Linked DNA regions of Homo sapiens: all the other regions are linked to region 2. Evidence: chromatin loops called from intact Hi-C (ENCODE). Cell type or tissue: CD14-positive monocyte. All regions are shown on one strand. Links, peaks and the distances in the headings refer to the core of each region. The heading gives the core; the rest is flanking DNA.

Region 1 (7,510 bases), core at 815-5,814, 150 kb before region 2:
CGGAGTCTTGCTCTGTCACCAGGCTGGAGTGCAATGGCGTGATCTCGGCTCACTGCAACTTCCACCTCACGCGTTCAAGCGATTCTCCTGCCTCAGCCTCCCGGGTAGCTGGGACTACAGGCGCCCGCCACCACACCCGGATAATTTTGATATTTTTAGTAGAGACGGGGTTTCACCATGTTGGTCAGGCTTGTCTGGAACTCCTGACCTCAAGTGATCCACCTGCCTCGGCCTCCCAAAGTGCTGGGATTACAGGCATGAGCCACCATGCCTGGCCAGAACGATGATATTTTATAACACACACAAGTCATCTGAAATTCCTATTTTCGGATCCATAGATAAAGTCTTATTGGAACACAGCTACACTCATTTGTTTACCTATCATCCAGGGCTGCTTTCATGCTGAAACAGTAAAGCTGAGTGGCTGGGATGGAGACCATGTGACCCTCAAAGCCTACATACTGACTACTTGGCCCTTTACAGAAAAAGTTCACTGACCCCTGGCCTGGAGCCTCTGTGGGATCACAATATCTCAGGACCCATAAGAAAGCTGTCACCAGTGGCATCTGCTAAAGTCTGAGTCCCAGAAAAAAGCTGCCAGACACTGTCTATTGATATAAAATATGACTTAAATTAATAGAGTGCAGGTGAAATTAATAGCATACCCATGCGATGGATTACTACACAGCTGTTTAAAAGAATGGGTTAGACTGAAATGTACAAAGTATAGAAAGATGTCCACATACACTGTCAAAGTAACTTAAAGGACAACATAGACAATATTTTCCAATTTATTTTAAAAGAATAAGTATACATATGTTTAAAAGGTGAGACCGGGGATTATTTTTTATTTGAAATCATTTTGTACTTACTGAATTTTTTACCGTGAAAACAAACTAGTCTCTAACTTAAAAAAAGATAAAGATGCTGAAATTCAGAAAGCCATTTCCCCCCATGCCCCTTTGCAATAGAGTAGCTTATTTGGGACAATAACGGATCCAAATTATTCATATCCCCTAGCAACCTGACCTTCCAATAATTTGGATCCAATGTTGTCCCAAATAATTGATGATCTCATGATCCTACGGTCCAAATTCTGTGTTTGGCAGATGGGTGTTGCATACATAGACACACTCTCCTCTGAAATTTCAAGTCTCCGGTAACAGTGCAAAGCTGTTCATGTGTTTGTTTTGAGGAAGTGTAAGATTAGAACGGTCAGAAATAGTCCTACTTCCCTTTTCCTAGAAACTTCATTACCTCTTGCGCTAGAACACCCCTCTTGAGCCTGTGGAAGGTCAGGTTGCCAGGGGATACGAATAAACCAGCTGCCTTCTTTGTGTCTCTGCTAAACAGTAGCTGGCTCCCCTGTCACTAGGACCCCCTCCTGGTGCAGGCTTATAAACATCAGCTGTAGTAACGATACCCCCAGGTGGGAAGGGGTGGTCATGTAGTCAGGCAGGCACAGAGGAGTGAGAGGCCAAGGCTGAGCCAGCAGTGGACTTGGGTACGATTTTCATCTTTTGCCTTGGAACGCATGTCTGTGATTCCCACTAAATCTAACTTTCCTTGGTTTAAATCCTCTCAGTTCTCTCATGGCAATTTCTCTGGGGAGTCACGGAGGTCAAGACACAGCTCTGTTCAGCTGGTTTACCCTGTCCTGCCCTGCCCAAGACCACAGCCTGCAACAGTGCCCTTTGCTCACCTTGTTACAGAACCTGCCACGTGGTGCATCCCCTTTTATAAACCATCCACAGCAAACTTCTGGGGATCCTGGGGTCATTTGAAGGCCTGGGAGGTCCCTAATTATTGGGGTCATTGAGGTGTGGTCCTATTCAACTCAGATGCACATGGAACCTGTACTATTTGATGGGATAAATAACCCATAAGCACCCCCGGCATTTCCCAAAAAACATCTGGAGAAATGCCAGCCAGTGAGATACTTAAGGAAAAAGATGACGTTGTAGTGAAATTAGGGAAACCTCGCATTTGCAACCCCTGTATTGAAGCTTCAAGATCATTAAAACCTTCAAAATTCCAAGACATCATGCAGTGACTTTGCCTCGTTCATTTTATTCAAGCCAGCTGTTGACCATAGAACCTTTTGAGACACCCTTCAGAAAACCCAGCCCCAGACGAACAGGTTGGGTTTAACACAGATACCCAGGGTGGACGTCAGGGTCCAAGGAAGACTCAAACCATAAAGGGCAGCCTTCCTTCCAAGATACTCCCAGAACTACAGACCCAGACTTGCACCCCTACCACCCAGCACAGTGGGAGGAGTAAGACTTTACTGTAGCCCCTGAGCATAGACTTAAGAAGAAAAAACCCCCAAACAGAGAGGCGAAGAAGGGAGAAAAAACGTGCCCCTCTAGAGAGCCAGAATGCCAGGGGGTTGGTGCAGGATTCTCCCCCGAGCGGGACTCACCATTGGTGGTCGTGTTGACATAGTACCGCCGGCCCTGAGGCGACAGGTAGCTCTGCCAGCCAGGTGGAAGGATGACCGTCTGGCTTTCTTCTCCCGGCGGAGGGGGGACCATTCCAGGCTTCTGTTGGAGAAGAAAGAAAAGGTCACACCCATTTGGCATTTTTGCAAGAGTTTTTAAACCAGGAAGGCAAAGGCTGATGAATTCACCCTACAGTAGCGTGACATTGGGAAGTCTGCGGCCCATAAACCCCTGAGGTCAGAGGCAGCACACACGTGACCTCCGGGGTTGCGTGAGCATGAGCAGTGAGAAGCACCTGAGCATTCAGAGCCCCTGCACAGAGGACAGCTCCTCTGGGAGCAGAGAGGAAAATGCCATTCAGCTAATGGAGCTAGACTTTCTCCACGGCCCCCTAGAAAATCACTCACGGGGTGCTGAGCTTGCAAGGGGGCCCTGTCACTCCACCACCTCCCATTGTGAAATCTGAAGCCTGAAATTCCCAGACCACGAAGCACAGCAGCAGACAAGGCCCCAGGCTTGCTGTGCAAACCTAGCAGAAGTAATTAATGCAAGTCATCCCACAGCCAGATGCAAAACATTCTATAATAATGCTGAGAATCCATGAAGAGCTGGATGGAGCTTCTCTCGCCAAGGGTCCAGATCACTCTGGCAAAAAGAACGAGGACTCGGAGACAGAGCAGACGCTGACTTCCCATTGTATGCATTTATGTGCAATTAATTCTTTTAACCATGTATAGAATTACTTTTCGTTAAAAAACAAATCAGAGAAAAATGTATATGACATACAAAGAAACTAGATATCTAGTAGACAGATGCTAAAAAAAAAACAACCATGGCCGGGCGCAGTGGCTCACGTCTGTAATCCCAGCACTTTGGGAGGCCGAGGCGGGCGGATTGCCTAAGCTCAGGAGTTCGCGACCAGCCTGGGCAACACGGTGAAACCCCACCTCTACTAAAAATACAAAAAATTAGCTAGGCGTGGTGGTGTGCGCCTGTAGTCCTAGCTACTCGGGAGGCTGAGGCAAGAGAATTGCTTGAACCTAGGAGGCGGAGGTTGCAGTGAGCAGAGATCGCACCACTGCACTCCAGCCTGGGTGACAGAGTGAGAGTCCATCTCAAAACAAACAAACAAAAATATAAAAACAAACAAACAAAAAACAGCCACGATCCCTGGGTGCTGGGATTACAGGCAATTATTATACTCTCCTTTCTACATATCTGTTCCCCCTAAATTTTCTCCCATAAACACAGAAATAAAAGTTGTTAGCTAAAGAACATTTTAAAATTAGGACAGAGAGTCCAAATTAGCCCGTAAGATTGCTGTGCCTTTTGAAGTAAATTGATTAAAATCAGAATTGTAGCCATACGAAGAGAGTAGCCATGAATTTCTCAGCAAAGCCAGGGGACTGTTCACAAACAGTAAAGGTAATCGGCTCCCAAATGTCCTCAGTATCCCCCAGCTGTGCCCATAGTGGTGGTCCCTGGTGACCCCCGCTTAGGAAAACAAGATAACAGAATGAAAGAGAGCAGCAGAGACACACAGCTCCCAGGCTACTCTCACGCTTTGTGAAGGTTGCAAAACCACGTGCCGTGGCTTCCCGTAGTGCCCTGCATGTCATTGGAGGGAACGAGTAAATCTGAGCTGCTCGGGGACTTTGAGTAAACACAGCCTCCCTTCTGCCCTCTGCGTAGCTGCGGTGTAAGTTTCACAATGCATTTTCACAACTTAATTAAAAGCTTTCCCCTATGCCCTGGACGCTCCATCTCCTACACCTGCTAACCTGCAGTGCCCGTTTGATTCCGTATGGAAGACTGTCTTCTAAGACAGCAGGAGACAGTGAGGTGGACAGCAGCCAGGATCAACACGGTGTGGCATCCCACCAGGGTCGCAGGTTGCTGTCTCACCAGCATGTCCAGTAAGCACAAGCCCACATCTGGGCAGGTTTACCTGGGCCCTCTCACTGCTTTGGACTCTCCAGGATTGGAAGATAGCCAAAATATATGCAAGACAAATAGGATTATAACAACGTGCATGTGTGCGTGTGTGTGCGTGTGCATGCGCGCGTGCATGTTGAGAGAAAGAGAAGTATCCCATGCACAGGAGATGAACATTCTGTCCAATAGGATTAGAAATAAAGTCGGCATGGGTGGGGGGTCAGGGGATTAAAACTGAGGGTTAGGGCCAGGTGCAATGTCTCACGCTTGTAATCCTAGCACTTTGGGAGGCCGAGGTGGAAGAATGGCTTGAGCCCAGGAGTTTGAGACCAGCCTGGGCAACATAGGAAGACTCCGTCTGCAAATAATTTTTAAAATTAGCCGGGTGTGGTGGCATACGCCTGTGGTCCCAGCTACTTAGGAGGCTGAGGTGGAAGGATTGCCTGAGCCTAGGAGGTTGTTGCAGTGAGCTGTGATCGCACCACTGCACTCCAGCCTGGGTGACAGAGTGAGACCCTGTCTCAAAACAAAGAACAAAAAAATACAACTACAGGCATGAGTGTTTGATGAAAGAGATTCTAGAACCAGAGGGGCAAGATGCCAGGTGTCCTCCCCTTGAGTGAAATATTCTAGTTTCTCCTTCAATCAAACATGGGAAAGCCATATTGGTACTTATCCAAATAACTTGGGAGGAAATAGGAAGGATCAAATATTGACATGGTCAGAAAAGGGGTGCAGGAGACAGGAACCCACAGGCACAGCGAAAACAGCCCTCAGGCTCAAACAGCCTTCAGTGCCAATCCTGCCTGGACCGCTTGACAGCCATGTGACCACAGGCTACTGACTCACCAGGCTATTCTCGAATCTGTGAAACGAAGGGTGATAATATGAGCCCAGTTGTGGAAGACGACGGAGAGGGTAACAATACGTAACTCAGCACCTAGGGCAGCGCCTGTCCTGAGGGATGCGCAATGAATGGGGTTTTCCACTGGAAGGGCTTCACACAGTCCGTCTACGGCGATACGGACCTCCACCCTAGCCTCACCATCCCTCTGTCTGAAATGTCAGCATCAACAGTCACTTCTCTGAGGTTTCTGTTTCCAATACTACCCGACTTGAACGGCAAACACCTGCTGGGGAGGTTAACAGCCTGAGAGCTGGCCAGTGCGTTCTGGTGAGAGGGCTGGGCAGTGAGGAGACCACTCCTTACAGGAGCTGGAGAGCCAGTGGACCCAACCTGTGAACCTCAGTGTCCCACCCAGGAAAGAGCAATAATGATGCCGTCCCTTCTCCGCAAGGCACTGATGACCACGAGGTCTCCCGCAACGAGGAAATTCAGGACCTTACAGAAGGTGGGAGGCACCCTGATACTGAGCCGTGAAGGGCCATGAGATGCTGAAAGAGGTGGGGAGGAGGGCACTGGGGCCACCAGGCCCATCTCCTAATGTGGCTGATGTGGCAAAGATGGTCTCCACATCTCCCTCCTGCAGGGCCGCACTCTGCCTCCATCTCCCGAGGCAGCCACAGTCCCATCACCTTTCTGTTCTCTTAGAAAGGAGTTCCTCCTGATGGCTGACTTTAAAAGTCAAAAGACATGGAGACAACCAGGTATAGACACAAACACCTAGAAACAAGCAGTCAGACAAAAATTGGTACATGGATGCTCACAGCAATATCATTCGTAATGGCCAAAAAGTAGAAACAACTCAAATCCCCCATCAACAGATGGATGGATAGTGTAGTACAGCCATACAATGGAATATTATTCAGAAATTAAAAAAAAAAATGGAGCCGTGATACATGCTACAACATGGATAAACCTTGAATACATTATGCTAAGTGAAAGGAGCCAGACACAAAAGACCACATATTGTATGATTTCATGCATATGAAATGCCCAGAATGGGCAGAGCCATAGAGACAGAAACAGATTTGTCTTTTCCAGAGGCCTGGGGAGGGGAGAATGGGTACACGTTTTCCCTTTGGGGTAATGACACTGTTCCGGAACTGGATCGTGGTAATGGTTGCACAATATCATGAATACATAAATATATCACTGATGGTAAATATTTTGTCATGTGTATTGTACCACAATTAAAAAAAAATTTTTTGGCTGGGCACGGTGGCTCACACCTGTAATCCCAGCACTTTGGGAGGCCAAGGTGGGTGGATTACCTGAGGTCAGGAGTTCGAGACCAGCCTGGCCAACCTGGTGAAACCCTGCATCTACTAAAAATACAAAAATTAGCTGGGCATGGTGGCAGGTGCCTGTAATCCCAGCTACTCAGGAGGCTGAGGCAGGAAAATCACTTGAACCTGGGAGGCGGAGGTTGCCGTGAGCCAAGACTGCGCCATTGTACTCCAGCCTGGGTGACAGAGTGAGACTCTGTTTCAAAAATAAAGAAAAAATAAAAAAATAAAAAAACTTTTTTCTGCCTTCTGCGAAGGCAGAAGTTAGACCTTCCTACCTTCAAGTCTTCACTTAAGGGCCAACAGCACCAGCATTACCTCACCCTTCATGGCCACAGAGGGGCAAGAGCAGCCGGCCCCCAGGCATCCAGAGGACACAGTGTGCATAACCACCCAATAATTAAGGTCTCTCTCAATCTTATTCTTCTAATTAGTTTCCTTCCAAGTTAAATCCTTCCCTTCTCTTCCTTAGTCCTGTGGCTTTTTCCCTTCAATTCTGTCAGCACTTTCCCGTGGGAACTGTACTGGAAGCAGAGGTGACACAGGCCCGGGGGCTGGGGACAGACCCCACCTGGAAGGAACAAGATCAGAGGTAGCAGGATTTGGGGTGGGGGAAAACGAAGGAAGTTCTTTCTAACTCAGAAATTCTTTACCTAATACAGGGTGTCTTTGTGGGAATAATAAAACGCGGCCTCTTCCTCTGGAAGGGACCATCCCTTGGCCAGATTGCAAGGACAGGCTTCAGTCCCTCTCCATCCACCCTCACCTGGGCCTCCTTGTTCAGTAGGCAACCTGCTCAATGATATATATGGAAAGAGCATCCTTTAAGAATCTGAGGAAGGCTATGGATCTTCTGTCCCCTAAAATGGGTGCACATACACACACACGCTATTTCATAAGTAATATCAGGAGGTTTCTACACTACTTCAGAACCCTACTCT
Region 2 (7,510 bases), core at 1,450-6,449:
CATGCCTGTAATCCCAGCACTTTGGGAGGCTGAGGCGGGCGGATCACAAGGTCAGGAGTTTGAGACCAGCCTGGCCAACATGGTGAAACACCATCTCTACTAAAAATACAAAATTAGCCAGGCATGGTGGCATGCACCTGTAATCCCAGCTACTTGGGAGGCTGAGACAGGAGAATCACTTGAACATGGGAGGCAGAGCTTGCAGTGAGCCGAGATCACGCCACTGCACTCCAGCGTGGGCGACAGAGTGAGACTCCATCTCAAAAAAAAAAAAAAAATTAGTAATTAGGCCAGGTGCAGTGGCTCACGCCTGTAATCCAGCACTTTGGGAGGCCGAGGCAGGCAGATCACAATGTCAGGAGTTTGAGATCAGCCTGGCCAACATGGTGAAACCCTGTCTCTACTAAAAATACAAAATAGCCAGGCATGGTGGCGCGCACCTGTAATCCCCGCTACTCTGAAGCAGGAGAATCACTTGAACCCAGGAGGCAGAAGTTGCAGTGAGCCAAGATCATGTCATTGCACTCCAGCCTGGGCAACAAGAGCAAGACTTCGACTCAAAAAAAAAAATTAATTAATAATTTTAAAAGTTCACATTTACACTCAGCACAATGTAAAACCTTGTAGACAGTACCTCCTTCCCTAAAACTTCTTGTGGGTTAAGCCTGCCAGTGAAGTCTGGGTGGGGTTACGGACAGGCAAACACAGCCATGCTACAGTTTATGCTGTTTGTAATGAAACAGATGCTAACAACACCAGGAAGGGTGCGTCATCCCTGAGGCTTTGACCATATCTCAGATGGTCCCTGATGGTTTTCCATTCCTTGAGAGCTGCAGATAAGGTCAATGTCCCGATGACTCCATGGCTGCCTTCACTGAACCCAGGGAGAACTGTCTGGTTTCCTGGTTTTCCGCCCACTCTTTGGTTGCTCCTTCTCCTTTACAGTTGGCTTGCTCTGCCCAGTCCTCTTAATTTGGGGTGCCTCCAGGCCCCATCCCCAGACCTCTTCTCCATCCACCCCACTCCTTAGGTGATCTCATCCAGTACAGCGGCTTGAAGACTATCTACGCCATAACGACTTCAAATTTATACCTACCTTGAATTAAGAGTCCTCTTTCCAAATGCCTACTCACTATCATTACTTGAACATATATAGGAATCTCAAACTTAACTCTTGATTTCCTCCCCAAACCTGCTGCTTCCGTTCCTCACCTTCTCATTTCAAACCAGCTCCTTCCTCCCATTTGCTTATGCCAAAAACCTTGAAACTCGCTTTGAGTTCTCTCTCAAACCTTATACGTGCAACCCATTACCAAATCCCATTGGTCTCGCTCTCAAAATACATCCAAAATCCAGTGGTGACAGCCATGTCACAGCCAGCATCAGCTCTTGCTTATATTACTGCAATAACCACCTTACTTGTCTCCCTCCTTCTACCCTCTGCTCCCCCCTCCATCCCCCCATCATTCATTCCCAAGAGAGCAGCAGAGTGATCCTTGTAAACATCCAGCTGGCTCAAGTCACTCCTCTGCTCAATGGCTCCCCTGACACTCAGGGTAAATGTCAGATCCTTGTGAGGGTCTCAAAAGCCCTCGTGCTTTGGCCCCACCCACCCCTCAGTCTGGTCACCTCTCTGTCCCCATCTCCAACACTCCCCACACCACACACACTCACTCTGCCCCAGCCACACTGACCTCCTTGCTGTTCCCTGACCACTCCAGGAATGCTCTGGCCTCAGGGCCTTTGCACATGCTGTTCTGTTTTCTGGCTGGAATGCTCTTCTCTCAGCAATCCACGTGCTTACTCCATCGTATCTTCCAGGGCTTTGCACAGATGCCCTCTCCTAATGAGACCTTCTCTGCCCATCCCATTTAAAATGACACATTTTCTAGATCACCATGCAGTTTGCTTAGTTTTCCTTGCTATCTGTCACCCCTAACTAAAATGTAAACTCTATAAAGTCAGGATGTCTGTGGTTTTACTACTACTACATCTCCTACTTTCCAGGTTGTGCCCTGCACACGGCTGGCACTGAACGAGCGTTTGTTCAGTGAATGAGCCCCGTATCTTGTTAATCTGCTGAAAGGTTCCAATGAGAAAGAAAGTGGCCTTTTAAACTTACATCTTCTGCCCAGCAGCTCTGTCACCTCGGAGGTGGTCTCTGAGCTTAGAAGTATCCCTCTGCCACACATAAATACCATCACAGATCCCTGAACAACTCAAAGGCCAGCTGGCACTTTCTGTGGCTGAGCCAGCGAACCACTGGGATCAATTGTCTTCTAAGCTCAGCAATTTGCCTAAGTCCCAGCCAAGGGCAAAAGTCCTCCTAACTCCCAGGCACCATTTCTCTCTCTGTAGCTTCACTTGAGCCGCAAAGAATCCAGGATCCCTCAAGCTCTGAGTTCCATTCATGGAAAATCCTAAAACTTCCTTCATCCCTTCAGTCAGAATCTTTTCCTCTTTTGGTTTGGAAGAAACCCAGAGGTGTTAAAACTGAACATCTTGACCGAATTTCCTCCGGGCAAGCTTTCCCCAAGCTCGCTTACTCCAACACACCAGCCCCTCCTGCCAGACCCAGTCAGAGCCAGACTTTTGAGTAACTTGGTCCAAGCAGGGCTCTGACAGCGAACCCAGAACCCCATTCACAGCTGGCTCCCTGCCTGTCACCAAGAATAGCTCCTTAAATCAGGTCTTCGGGTAACAAATGAGGAACACATCAATTTAGCAGGAAATCGGCTTCCCTTGAAGCGTCTCTGAAGTTTGTTGAGACAAAAGGAATCTACAGTGCTTGAGTAATAGGAAAGACCACCTGCAACTTTTACAGAACTTCTTTTGGACTTGAAAATTCTAAGACGCTAGGGGGAAGAAATCTCGAAAATGAACAAGATCCAAATGCATAAGGATTCATTTCCCATCTCCCTAAATAATCACAGCCACATGCTTCTTATCTGCCATAAAAACCAGGCAGTCCGTGTAAGGGACGGGTGAAGCAGTGAAGAACGCTGGTCCTAAGCAGTGTTGAAACCTCTGATTGGTTGTGTGTCCTGAGCAAATTCTTTGACCTCTCTGAGCCTTTATCTGAGAAATGGAATCCACCTCGCCAGGCTGTTGATAAGATTACATGAGAAATCCTGCATGAAAGCCCTCTGTAACCGCTATAGGACTAAACAAGTGACGTTTCAACACACACAGGAAATGCCACTTAAGTTCAGAACTCTCTGAGGGGCACCAGGAGCAAGCACAAAAATAAAAGACTGTCATCACTTTTGTCTTCAAGAAGCTTCAAGTTCAGCTGGGAAAACAGCACACACAGGACAGCGGATGATCTAGCATTCGCAAAAGCAACATACTAAGAAAAGCATACACCTCCATCTGCTGCTTTCCCCTAAGTGTCCCTCGGGTCTGCTTGTTTGGATTCTAATATCTGCCTAACTACCCATCAATCTGGCTACTTCCTGGACTGCAAAAGACCTCAAAGCTATGTGTAAAAGAAGTCTCTAAATCTAAGCCAGATAGGATGGCCTGCCATGGCAGCCCTCATTCCACTCCTCAGGTCCAGTCCTGGTTGACTTCACCTCATCACCCACCAGCCAGTGCAGCTAACCTCCTTCCTCTGCCGCATGTCCGGCCCTGCCCAAGGATTCCCCAGGGGGCAGCCAATCATCTTGTTCACCTCCAGCACAGCACTGTGCATAACACTCTGTATTGCTCTCAACTTTGCCCCCAGGCCAGCTGAAAGCAGAGGAAAGAAGAAAGGAAAACAGAATTCAAATGGAGCAATTAGCAAAAGGAGAAATGAGGAAGCAGATTAAAAAAAAAGAAGAAGAAAAAAAAAGAAACAGAAAGGGAGACAATCAAAGAAAAAATGAGGAACATACAGAACTATCACTTGACATCTGACTTTATAGCTTAGGAAGGGCTTAACCTCACATTCTGTGGCTTGCGCCTCTTACAACATTCTGCAGGGCTGAGTAAGCAAGGCAGGGAATTTTACACCCATTTAGGAAATGAGCAAACTAAGGCTTGACAGACTTTAATGAAGCGCTTTGTAGCCAGAGCCCCTCACTGCCTACCTTCTTATTTCTCAAGTGCCTTTTCCATTGCCAGTAACCCATGCAGTCTCAACAAAAGACTAAAGATTCAGCATCTGGAGGCAGAACTGAAGACCAGAAAAAGAAGTGGATGGTGTTATTCACAACAGCCAAAACATGGGAACTAGCCAAGTGTCCATCAACTGATGGATGGATAAACAAATGTGGTATATCCATGCAATGGAGTATTATTCAGTCATGAAAAGCAATGAAGTACTGATACACGTCACTACGCAAATGAACCCTGAAGACATCATGTCAACGGAAATAAACCAAATACGAAGTCCACCCATTCTGATTCCATTTCTGTGAAACACCTAGAATAGGCAGATGCATAGAACCAGAAAACAGATGAGTGGTCGCCTGATGCTGGGGGCGGGCGAAGGGAGGAGAATGGGGAGTGGCTGCTTAATGAGTATGGGTTACTTTCGGGATGATGAAACTTCTGGAACTGGATAATGGTGGTGGCTGTATAACACTGTGAATGTACCAAATGCCACTGAACATTAAAATGGTGAATTTCATGTTATGTGAATTTTAACACAACTTTTTTTAAAAGTAGAAGGGGAGGCGGGGAAGAGGGAGAGAAAAAAAATGAAGAGAAGGAGGAATGATTCCTAGGTAAGTAATGAGTTTCCCGAAATCAGGGACCCGAGGAGCTCTGAGGTATAAAAAGAGACCCTCTCTCGGCCAGGCGCGGTGGCTCACGCCTATAATTCCAGCACTTTGGTAGGCAGAGATGGGCGGATCACAAGGTCAGGAGATCAAGACCATCCTGGCTAACACGGTGAAACCCCGTCTCTACTAAAAATACAAAAAATTAGCCGGGTGTGGCAGCGGGTGCCAGTAGTCCCAGCTACTGGGGAGGCTGAGGCAAGAGAATGGCGTGAATGCGGGAGGGGGAGCTTGTAGTGAGCCGAGATCGTGCCACTGCACTGCAGCCTGGGGGACAGAGCTAGACTCCGTCTCAAAAAAAAAAGAAAAAAAAAGAGACCCTCTCTCCTTTTATACTGAGGAGGTAACATAATGCTGGGTTTGCCCTTCATGGGGGTGGGAGGTGGCTGCAGACCCAAAGAACCAGCAGCAGCAGCCTGGAAAGGGAACAGAGCCATGAGCACAGGGAGACGGTGGAGGGATGAAGCTGACATCTTCACAGGAAAACCAGCTGATCTCTCCCTGAAGATCTCCTTGGTGTGTACTCACCTGTCCTTTATACTGGCTGAACTGTTCATTCCCACATATGAATAAGTGAATAACATGAGTAAGTGCCCAACCCTGGGCCAGGCACTGTCATAGGCGTTTCAGGACACTAATGATGGAATCCCTGGCCTCATTAAGCAAACCCTCTGGAGGGTGACAACGTTCAAACTCATAGGCTGCTAGGACTTAGTGTAATATAGTCTGTGGCTCAATTCACCCAGTGTAAACAAAAGCTAATAAAGGAATCTTTCTTCTCTGATTTTTAACACATGTTAATCACATTTGGGGACTGAGTAGAGATTAGAGGGATATAGGGGATGCAGTCTGTAGAACAAACAGCAACTCACCTTGCAGGGTGAGCACTAAACAGAGACCTGGATGCAGAAAACCAGCTATTTTAATTAAAAATTCTGGCCAGGCGCGGTGGCTCACATCTATAATCCCAGCACTCTGGGAGGCCGAGACGGGCGGATCACGAGGTCAGGAGATGGAGACCATCCTGGCTAACATGGTGAAACCCCGTCTCTACTAAAAATACAAAAAATTAGCCGGGCGCAGTGGCGGGCGCCTGTAGTCCCAGCTACTCGGGAGGCCGAGGCAGGAGAATGGCGTGAACCCAGGAGGCGGAGCTTGCAGTGAGCTGAGATCGCACCACTGCACTCCAGCCTGGGCGGCAGAGCGAGACTCCGTATCAAAAAAAATAATTAAAAAAAATAAAAAACAATTCTGGATTGAAGCCCAGAGTGAGGAATTTGACTTCAGGCCCCAGGTTCAGACAGAATTCTTCCAAAAGACACGTGCCAGTGCCTTCACGGGCTTTGACCTGATGCAGCTCTGCCCTCATGCAGCTCACATTCCTTTCTCTGAGACAGGGTCTCACTCTGTCACCCAGGCTGGAGTGCAGTGGCACAATCACAGCTCACTGCAGCCTCGGCCTCCTGGACTCAAGCGATACTCCCACATTAGACTTCCGAGTAGCTGGGACCACACGTGCATGCCACCACGCCTGGCTAATTTTTTATTTTCTATAGAGATGGGGGTCTCACTATGTTGCCCAGGCTGGTCTCGAAATCCTGGGCTCAAGTGATGCTCCTGCCTCGGCCTCCCAAAGTGTTGGGATTATGGGCACGAGCCACCACGCGCGGCCTGGAGTTCACATTCTAATGATAATAAGGTAAAGAAGTGAACTATATAACCCTTCAGCTAGGAATACATGTTAGTAAGAAAAATGGGACAAGCAAACTGTCCCTAGGTCCCTATGTTTTTTCAAGGTTTTGATCCCATGTGGAACTATGTAAATAAGTTGCCTACCCAAGCCCAGGGTAAGGGGCTTGTGTGAGTTTGCTGGGGCTGCCACAAAAAAGAATCATAGACTGGGTGGCTTAAACCACTGAAATTTATTTCCTCACAGTTCTAGAAGCTGGGAATCCAAGCTCAAGGTTGCTTGTAAGGCTTCTCCCCACTGGCTTACAAACAGCCGTCTTCTCCCTATGTCTTCACACGGTTTTCCCTCTGTGTGTATCTGTGTCCTCATTTCCCTTTCTTAAAAGGACACCAGTCATACAGGATGAGGGCCCACCCTAATGACCGCATTTTATTTAGTTAGTTAGTTAGTTAGTTAGTTATTTTCCTTGACCTACAACAGTGTGGTCAAAAATTCTTTTTCTTTTTATTTGTACTTTGTAGAGCCAAGGTCTCACCATGTTGCCCAGGCTTGTCTTCAACTCCTGGCCTTAAGTGATCCTCCTGTCTTGGCCTCCCAAAGGGTTAGGATTACAGGCATGAGCTACTACAGCTGGCCATGCATTTTAACTTACCTCTTTAAAGACTCTTTCTCCACATGCAGTCACATTCTGAGGTACTAGGGGTTGGGACTTCAAATACGAGTGGGGAGTGGGTCCAAACTCAGCCCATGGTATTCTTGAGCACTCCCACAGCCCTGACTGTCCCCTGGGGCCCCTCACTGTGCTGGGCACATCCCCGTTATCACTCGGTCTGGTTCCCCACGGACAATGAACCCTCTGATCCTAGGGACCCCTGAGTCCTGTCCACTCCATCTCATTCTCGGCTATATCCCAGGGTTGAGAACACACCTCGAGCCTTAGAGGGGCTTAACTGAAGGCAGGGAAGGATGAAGGAGGCAACAGAGCTCTTACTGCAAATGATTAAAGCTTGTCTGGGCCAAGAATTCCAACAGCTTTCCTAATCGGATAGCAGGG
Region 3 (7,510 bases), core at 1,439-6,438, 110 kb before region 2:
TTAGTAAGGGTGCTTCTGGAAACAAGGCTGGCCTTCTGCCACTGCCTGCCATAACGAAGAGTCGAGAGGCCACCAGCTAGCCGAGTGACACTGGGCAGGCTTCTGTACCTCTCTGAGCTTCCAGCTTAAAATGAGCTGGGAGTGGGAGGAGGGAGCAGCAGCGCAGGGTCTTCAACCTCATGACTCCGGGATGTGCAACTTTTCCCTGCTACCACCACCTCCTTTTTCTACATTCCTCTTGGATATTGCTGAAGCCCCAGGGCCAGACAGAAGTTACTGATTCCCAGGTCTGGCACATGGAATAACCCTGTCACTTTCATTCTGTACACCTGGCCACCACCCAGAAAGCCCGCAGTCCCCAAGACAGAATGCCTAGATTCTGGTCTTCAAGGAGCTAGGGGCCTTGAACAAATCTTGGACCTTTCTGGGGCTCATTTCTAAATGTCAAAATCAAGTGTTATCTAGAAAGACTGAAATTAAAAAGAATGACAATACCAAGTGCCGACAAGGATGCAGAGCAACTGGAATTCTCACACGTTGCTCGTGCGAACACAAAATGGTATGGTCCTTCTGCAGAGCAGTGTGGCAGTTTCCTGTAACATTAAACATACATTTACCATGTGGCCCAGCGATCCCACATGTAGCCTGTGTTTCTGAACCAGGGGCGACTTTGTCCCCCCTGAGGACATTTGGCAAGCCTTGGACACATTTATGGGTTGTCATGACGGAGGTGGGAGAGGCTGAGTGAGTGCATTAGCTCCCTGCAGAGACCTCTGTTGTTTCCAAAGAGACACCTAGAACCAAGAGTATCTCTGACCTAAGCTGAGGGCTAGAGAGTGGCCTTGGCTGTGCAAATCCACCGAAGGCTCTGTAAATGGTCTCCCTTCTGACCCAGCCCAAGCTCCTAAGCCAGGACCAAAACTGACTGTGCCAATCTGCTTCCCTCTCCTGGAGCAGTTCCCAAACCAAATGCAAACCTCATGGTTGCCCCACTGAACCCTGGAAGAACACAACTTCCTACTTACCCAGAACAACAACTTCAAAGCCACTTTGCGTGGTTGCTGGCTCCGAAGCCACACAGAGATGACGGATTACAAGGAAGAAATCAGAACCATATGGATTTCATATTCAGCAAAATAAACAGAATTACAGCATTGGGGTTGGGCTCAAGAAACCAGGGGACTGTGTGTTTGGCCCAGAGCCCAGGCTTGGTGGCCCCCAGCATGGGCTGGGCTCTCCTGGCCTCTCCTCCCCACCCATGACTCCCACAAACAGCGCCAGGGGCGTCCAGCCTGCTGTCTGCCCCTCCTTGCCAAGGCCCCAGCAAGCAATCCTGCTTCGGCTGACATTTTCGTGTTTTATTGAGTTTTTTTATATCCTCTTTTATGGCACAGTTGAAGATAGTTCAGCTTCTTTTCTAGCTTCGTCCAAAGATGCACACAAGCACCGACAGGAATGCGGTGTCGTTAATGACAGTGTGACAGCTCTGGAGCCTCTGGGGGGAAGCTGTAGGAAGGGGCAGCTGTGGCACCCACCCCCTTTCAGGCCCCTGGTTCATTTCTCCCACAGCGAACTGTGCTGGGCGTTCCCACTCCCAGCCTCCCTCTCAGGCCAGAACAGAGGAACTCTTTCCTCTCCTGGTTTCTAGGGGAACAATATGGCACTCCATGTGTAGCCTGTGTTTCTGAACTAGGGGCGCTTTTTCCCCAGGGGCCAATGGGGCAATACTTGGTGACATTTACTGGCCAAGGACGCTGCTAAACACTCAACAATGCACAGGACCGCCGCCCACAACAAAACAACCATCCAACCCGAAATGTCAACAGTAACATGGCCGAAAACCCTGGTACAGACACACTGACCAGGCTTCAGTTGGTTCCCGGTGCCCCCGACCCAGGTGCATGTCCACGGAGGGATCAAGCTCAGGACTTTTAGAGATCACAGACAAGTTCTGACCTACATGAAGGAGGAAATTTACCATTCTGGTAATTACTTTAAAGTAAATTCTAGGCTGGGCACAATGGTTCATGCTTGTAATCCCAGCACTTTGGGAGGCCAAGGCGGGTGGATTACTTGAGGTCAGGAGTTCAAGACCAGCCTGGCCAACGTGGCGAAACCTCGTCTCTACTAAAAATACACAAATTAGCTAGGCATGGTGGTGCACACGTGTAATCTCGACAACTCAGGAGGCTGAGACATGAGAATCACTTGAACCCGGGAGGTGGAGGTTGCAGTGAGCCGAGATTGCGTCGCTGCACTCCAGCCCAGGCGACAGAGTGAGACTCTGTCTCAAAAATAAAATAAAATAGAAAATAAAATAAGTTCTACAACTGATCGAGATATCATTTGATCTTCCAATGATTCTCCATGGATATAGAGAAAAGTTAAACAAACTTTAAAAACATAAAACACATCTTGCCCATAGAAACCACACGAACACAGTGGGCACAGATCATTTAAATATCCTGATGTGAATAACTTTAAATAACACAGCTAATTCTGCTTTGCTGGTGGGTTGCTTTTTGGTCTCAGAAATCCCTGAACCAGCAAATCAGGGCTGCTCACATCCCTATTCTCTCCCTTTCCTTTCTTCTCTCCCCCAGGAGTGCTGAGCCACCATTAGCTGACACTAATTCCTAATGACCCTGCAGATCTCAGCTCCCACCGCAAATGCCCTCTCACCCCCCAGGATCCTGTGGGTAGCCGAGCAGTCCTGCACCACGTGAGTGAGGCCTGCAGTACTTGGGGCAGCCCAGGGGAAGGCAGGGATGTCCAGGGAGCTCCATCCACACTGTGCAGACATCAGGGGGCACACAGTAGGATGGACCCCTCCCCACAGCAAAGGCAACCCTTGCCTCGCTCTGTGCTCCCACTTACCTGCTGGCTGGGTTTGCCAGAGTGGGCCAAGAAAGGGAAGCAGAGTGGCTCTGTGGTGGTTTCATGGGGTTTCCCCTAGAGGAACAGACAGGCAGAACTTGCTAATGCCACTTCTTTGTCATTCTTGCAAAAGGAGTTCCTGCTCCTGCCTACCTCCATCAAAATAATAGGCAACGGCATGGTGGCACCTGGCACGTGTGTGTGCGCGCGCACGCGTTTGTGTGTCTGTGTGTGTGTGTGCGTGCGCATGATACTCACAAAGACGTCCCCATGTCCTACACCTCAGGAGGACCCCTTCCATCCTGCTCTCTCTGCTGAGGAAACCTCTTATTTAACTTCTCAGTTGCAATGATCCACCATTTTCTGCCAAAGCTACCATCTCTGCTCCAAAGCAGAGAAGCAGCAGCTCCGGCAAAACCCTGACAAATCATCTAGTTTCTATGATTATGCTTATTCCAGAGAATGAATTCAAGGTTCAAACAGTTCGGCAGTTTGCCCCAGGCAAACTGGGGCAGAGTGCATACACTTAAACAGCTAATAATGGCGGTGCCGAGATCAGGGTGTCAGGGTGAGGATCTCATCCAAGGTCAGGCTGCTAACAAGATACGACACTGAGGGCTCAGCCCTGCACATCTGGCTCTGGAACTCTTAACTCATCACCTCCACTCTAACCTGTTCACCACGGCAGCTTCCTGACCACCGTCTAGTATGGCTCCACCCTGGGTCACCCTCCCTGGTCAAATGCTTCCTTCAAGACACTCAGGTCATGGGCTTCCCCTTGCACGGGTGGTGAGGGGGGCAGAGGAAGCATCTTTTTTTCATCCAGCCACAGCAGTTTCTTTGTTGCCTCAATGCCCCTAGTGAGTCACCTCCTCCAAAGGCCATTGCCAAAGAGAGCACCATTTTAGCACGAGCGCTCGTCCCCACTTCCCTTTTCCATTTCCCAACATGGCCCTCACCAGCTCGAACATTAGTCACACACGTGCCAACAGAAGTTCAAAGATGCTCCGATAATGTGATTTGTAAACACGAAGTCCCAGCAGCGGCGGCTGCTGCAGCTTCTTGGCTCTCTCACTCAATCCCCTACACCTTCTGGGGCCTCCCAGATTGACGTTTTCATTTCCCGGGCTCCACGACACGCAGGGACTGTGAGTCTGCTTTTCACACGTGGGAGTCTCGTGCCAGAGGCTGGGGCAGAGGAAAAGCCTCACAGCATGATCTGGCATTTCCAAGCACACCGTGGGGGTCTGTGACCTACAAAGCACAGCAGGCTCTCGTAGCATCTGTATGCTGTGTGGGCCTGCCCAGCAGGCCATACGTACCCCGGCTTCTGAAAGAAGCACCCTGATTTTTCTACTGTGGAACCACCTCACCTCATTCTCAGCCCTCGAGGTTTCCGGGAGCAAGTGGCTCCTGCCTGGCCAATTAGCACGTGCCCTCTCCCCAACCACGGTACTAGTTCACGAAGGGGCATATTACCCATCTGGGGCTGGATACCTGGAATTTGGTTTTGGAATTACTGGGGAAAGATGTATTACTATGACAAGATGCAAGCCTGAAGCTGCTGATGGTCACGCTGACAACTCGCAGAAGTCTCACTGAGAATGGAGCCAATGCAGAAGGAAGAGGGCTGATGAGGAAGACAGGGAATCAGAGATAGAGAAACATCAGACTGCTGACACTGTTTGTTTAAGCCACTTGATCAAACCATGCCTGAAGCTGAACTTCCTGGGACTGTTCCTTTTTTGTCTGAATCCAATTTGAGTGGGATTTCTTTTCACTGGATCTCGCTCTGTCCCCAGGCTGAAGTACAGTGGTACAATCATAGCTCACTGCAGCCTCAAACTCCTAGGCTCAAGTGATCCTCAGCCTCTCAAGTACCTGGGACTACAGGTGTGTGCCACCACACCTAGTGAATTTATTTTTTATTTATACAGATGGGGGTCTCACTACGTTGCTGAGGCTGGTCTCAAACTCCTGGGCTCAAGTGATTCTTTTGCCTTGACCTCCCAAAGAGCTGGGATTACAGGTCTAAGCCTGAATAGGATTTCTGTAACATTTAATAGAAAGAGTCCTGGCTAATAGTTCCTTGGTAAAGGGCAAGGTATACAGATAGCAACAATCAAAACTAAAGAACATAAAGCAGGGAGAATTTAGAGATTTGGTTCCTTTCTTGAGCCTGCACTTGTGGGTAAGCTTCTCTTCCAAAGATATCTGCATTTCTAAAAACCTTCCTTTGGCCACTATAACACTTGGTGTCTTAAAGCAACAGAAATGTATTCTCTCACAGTTCTGGATGCCAAGCTTCCAAAAATTAGTATCACTGAGCTGAAATCAAGGTATTGATAGGGCCATACTCCTCCCAGAGGGTCAAGGGGAGAACTCAGTCCTTGACTCTTTCAGCTCCTGGTAGCCGCTGGCATTCCTTGGCTTGTGGCTGCATCACTCAAATCCTACTTCCCCAATCATACCCTTTGTCTTCTATCTACAGTCAAATCTCCTTCAGCTTCTCTCTTATAAAGATGCTTGTGATTACATTTAGGGCTTACTCAGATAACCCAGGAAAACCTTCTCAATTCAAGATCCTTAACGTCATTGTACCTGCAAAGACTCTTTTCTAAATAAAATAACATTCCCAGGTTCTGGGGATTAGGACGTAGACAATCTTGGAGAGCCACTATCAGCTGCCCTCATCAGGCCAAGTTGGACCATGGATCAGAAATGTTGCTGTCAATACCTCTGATGCTTCCCCAGGTCCTCCTGGCTGGGACCTCTGGGGCCAACTGTGCCAGTCACATAACACTGGAAGAAGAAATAGCCAGAATGTTGGAGCTGGACTCAGAGTGGAAGATATGCAAGAGCACAGAGTGCCAGGGAGGTTCAGCAGGATTGGGAGCCCCAAAGGAGGTCTATCCGGAGCTCAAGTTAGGGGGCTGTATGCTTGGGGCCAAAATGTAACTTGACCTTGAGATAAGATGAAGGGAATTACAGTATACCCCTCTCCATAACCCCATTTCCCCAGTGACCAGATTGCTATGGCGTAGGGTAGGAAGGCACCATCTGTAGTGGAAATGGGAGGGAGAGGAAAGTAGGGACTGAAGAAGCACAAGAGAGACTGTGACAAGGAGCCAAGGCCAGGCTAATTTGTCGCCCAAGCTGGAGTGCAATGGCATGATCTCGGCTCACCACAACCTCCGCCTCCCGGGTTCAAGCGATTCTCCTGCCTCAGCCTCCTGAGTAGCTGGAATTACAGGCATGCGTCACCACGCCTAGCTAATTTTGTATTTTTAGGAGAGATGGGGTTTCTCCATGTTGGTCAGGCTGGTCTCAAACTCCCGACCTCAGGTGATCCGCCCGCCTCGGCCTTTCAAAGAGCTGGGATTACAGGTGTGAGCCACCACACCCAGCCTGGCCAGACTACTTTTTTTTGTTTTGTTTTTTGTTTTGCAGAGACAGACTCTTGCTATATTGCCCAGGCTGGTCTTGAACAGCTGGCCTCAGGCCATCCCCTCACCTCAGCCTCCCAAAGCACTGGGATTGCAGGTGTGAGCCACTGTGCCTGGCCTACAAGGTCAATTTTTTTAAAAACAGTTAACTGTTTATTTCAAGGTCTATTAATTAGGAAAAAACATATAAGTAGTTTGAAAGCCTGAGATGTGACTGTCATTCTGCAGGACATCAGGACAGCCTTTCTCTGCTTGGATTGGCTCCTGGGGTCACTGAATTTTGGAGTCAGGGGGAGCATTTCTAGGTCACCAAGTCCTGACAGTGTAGTGGTGAAGAGAGTAGACTTGGGAGCCAGACTGCCTGGGTTCAAATCCATGCTTTCCCAGGACAAGTTGCTTGATCTAGCTGGACAATCTCAAGTCAGCAATTCCCGTGAAGACAAAAAATAATAATGATGATGTAAGTATTAATAATAATACCTGTTACAAGGATCAAGTGAGTTAATAATGTACACAAAGCATTAAAAATTGGCCTCTCTTTGCTGACACTGCAGGCAAGTGATAGCTCCTTCTCCCAGCTCCATGGTTCTGCCATCCTTTACAAAAGGCTCTGATGAAATATGGGGGAGGGATGGGGTGGCGGGAGTGGAGTTTCCAGCCCACCACAGCAGAGGCTCCTCTGCCTTCCATTTTATTCCAACTCCCTTCACTTCTTCATGCAGACAAGTGTCCCACTTCTTTTTTTTGAGATGGAGTCTCGCTCTGTTGCCCAGGCTGGAGTGTAGTGGCGCGATCTCGGCTCGCTGCAACCTCCGCCTCCTGGGTTCAAGTGATTCTCCTACCTCAGCCTCCCAAGTAGCTGGGACTATAGGCGCATGCCACCACACCTGGCTAATTTTTGTAGTTTTAGTAGAGACGGGGTTTCACCATGTTGGCCAGGCTGGTCTCGAACTGCTGACCTTGTGATCTTGCCTCAGCCTCCCAAAGTGCTGGGATTACAAGTGCCCGCCACCACACCTGGCCAAGTGCCCCATTTCTGAGCTTACCTCAGCCCTATACCCCCACCCCCTCTGGCTAGGGGGTAATCAGAAGGAAGACCAATAGGACCAATGCTGAATACCTGCCTGGTGATTCACACAGAATAATCAGGCCAACCTCAAGCTAGGAATGTCTGCAAACACCTGTCC

What was found. Hi-C counts contacts between places; a loop is a spot of excess contacts. Peaks named below come from ENCODE experiments on the same cell type or tissue, not always from the same donor. Only the 100,000 strongest peaks of a DNase experiment are listed, where the experiment ranks them.
Region 1: it touches region 2 in a loop (2.2-fold over the local background); 1 of 110 quality-filtered maps calls a loop at or near these places.
Region 3: a loop joins it to region 2, with 10 times the contacts of the local background. A loop is called at or near these places in 1 of 110 quality-filtered maps.

Annotation. Positions count from the first base shown.
Region 1 is chr17:10,017,352-10,024,861 of GRCh38, forward strand. GAS7 (growth arrest specific 7) reads right to left here. Exons shown (of 14, transcript NM_201433.2): 2 at 2,426-2,546. Among named protein-coding and RNA genes, the nearest start is that of RCVRN, 120 kb to the left of the region's middle. In CD14-positive monocyte, for the core only: no CTCF peak of the experiment used is centred there; DNase peaks (open chromatin) are centred at 1,230, 2,810, 4,080 and 5,220; H3K4me3 peaks cover 3,557 bases; H3K27ac peaks cover 5,000 bases.
Region 2 is chr17:10,168,708-10,176,217 of GRCh38, forward strand. The region is part of intron 1 of GAS7 (growth arrest specific 7); the gene reads right to left. Among named protein-coding and RNA genes, the nearest start is that of GAS7, 26 kb to the right of the region's middle. RefSeq lists enhancers at 2,116-2,942, 2,943-3,768, 4,596-5,421. In CD14-positive monocyte, for the core only: no CTCF peak of the experiment used is centred there; DNase peaks (open chromatin) are centred at 2,704, 3,164, 3,954 and 5,404; H3K4me3 peaks cover 2,271 bases; H3K27ac peaks cover 3,617 bases.
Region 3 is chr17:10,060,194-10,067,703 of GRCh38, forward strand. All of the region lies in intron 1 of GAS7 (growth arrest specific 7), which reads right to left. Among named protein-coding and RNA genes, the nearest start is that of GAS7, 130 kb to the right of the region's middle. RefSeq lists an enhancer at 789-1,290. In CD14-positive monocyte, for the core only: no CTCF peak of the experiment used is centred there; DNase peaks (open chromatin) are centred at 2,938, 3,758 and 4,498; H3K4me3 peaks cover 1,132 bases; H3K27ac peaks cover 3,495 bases.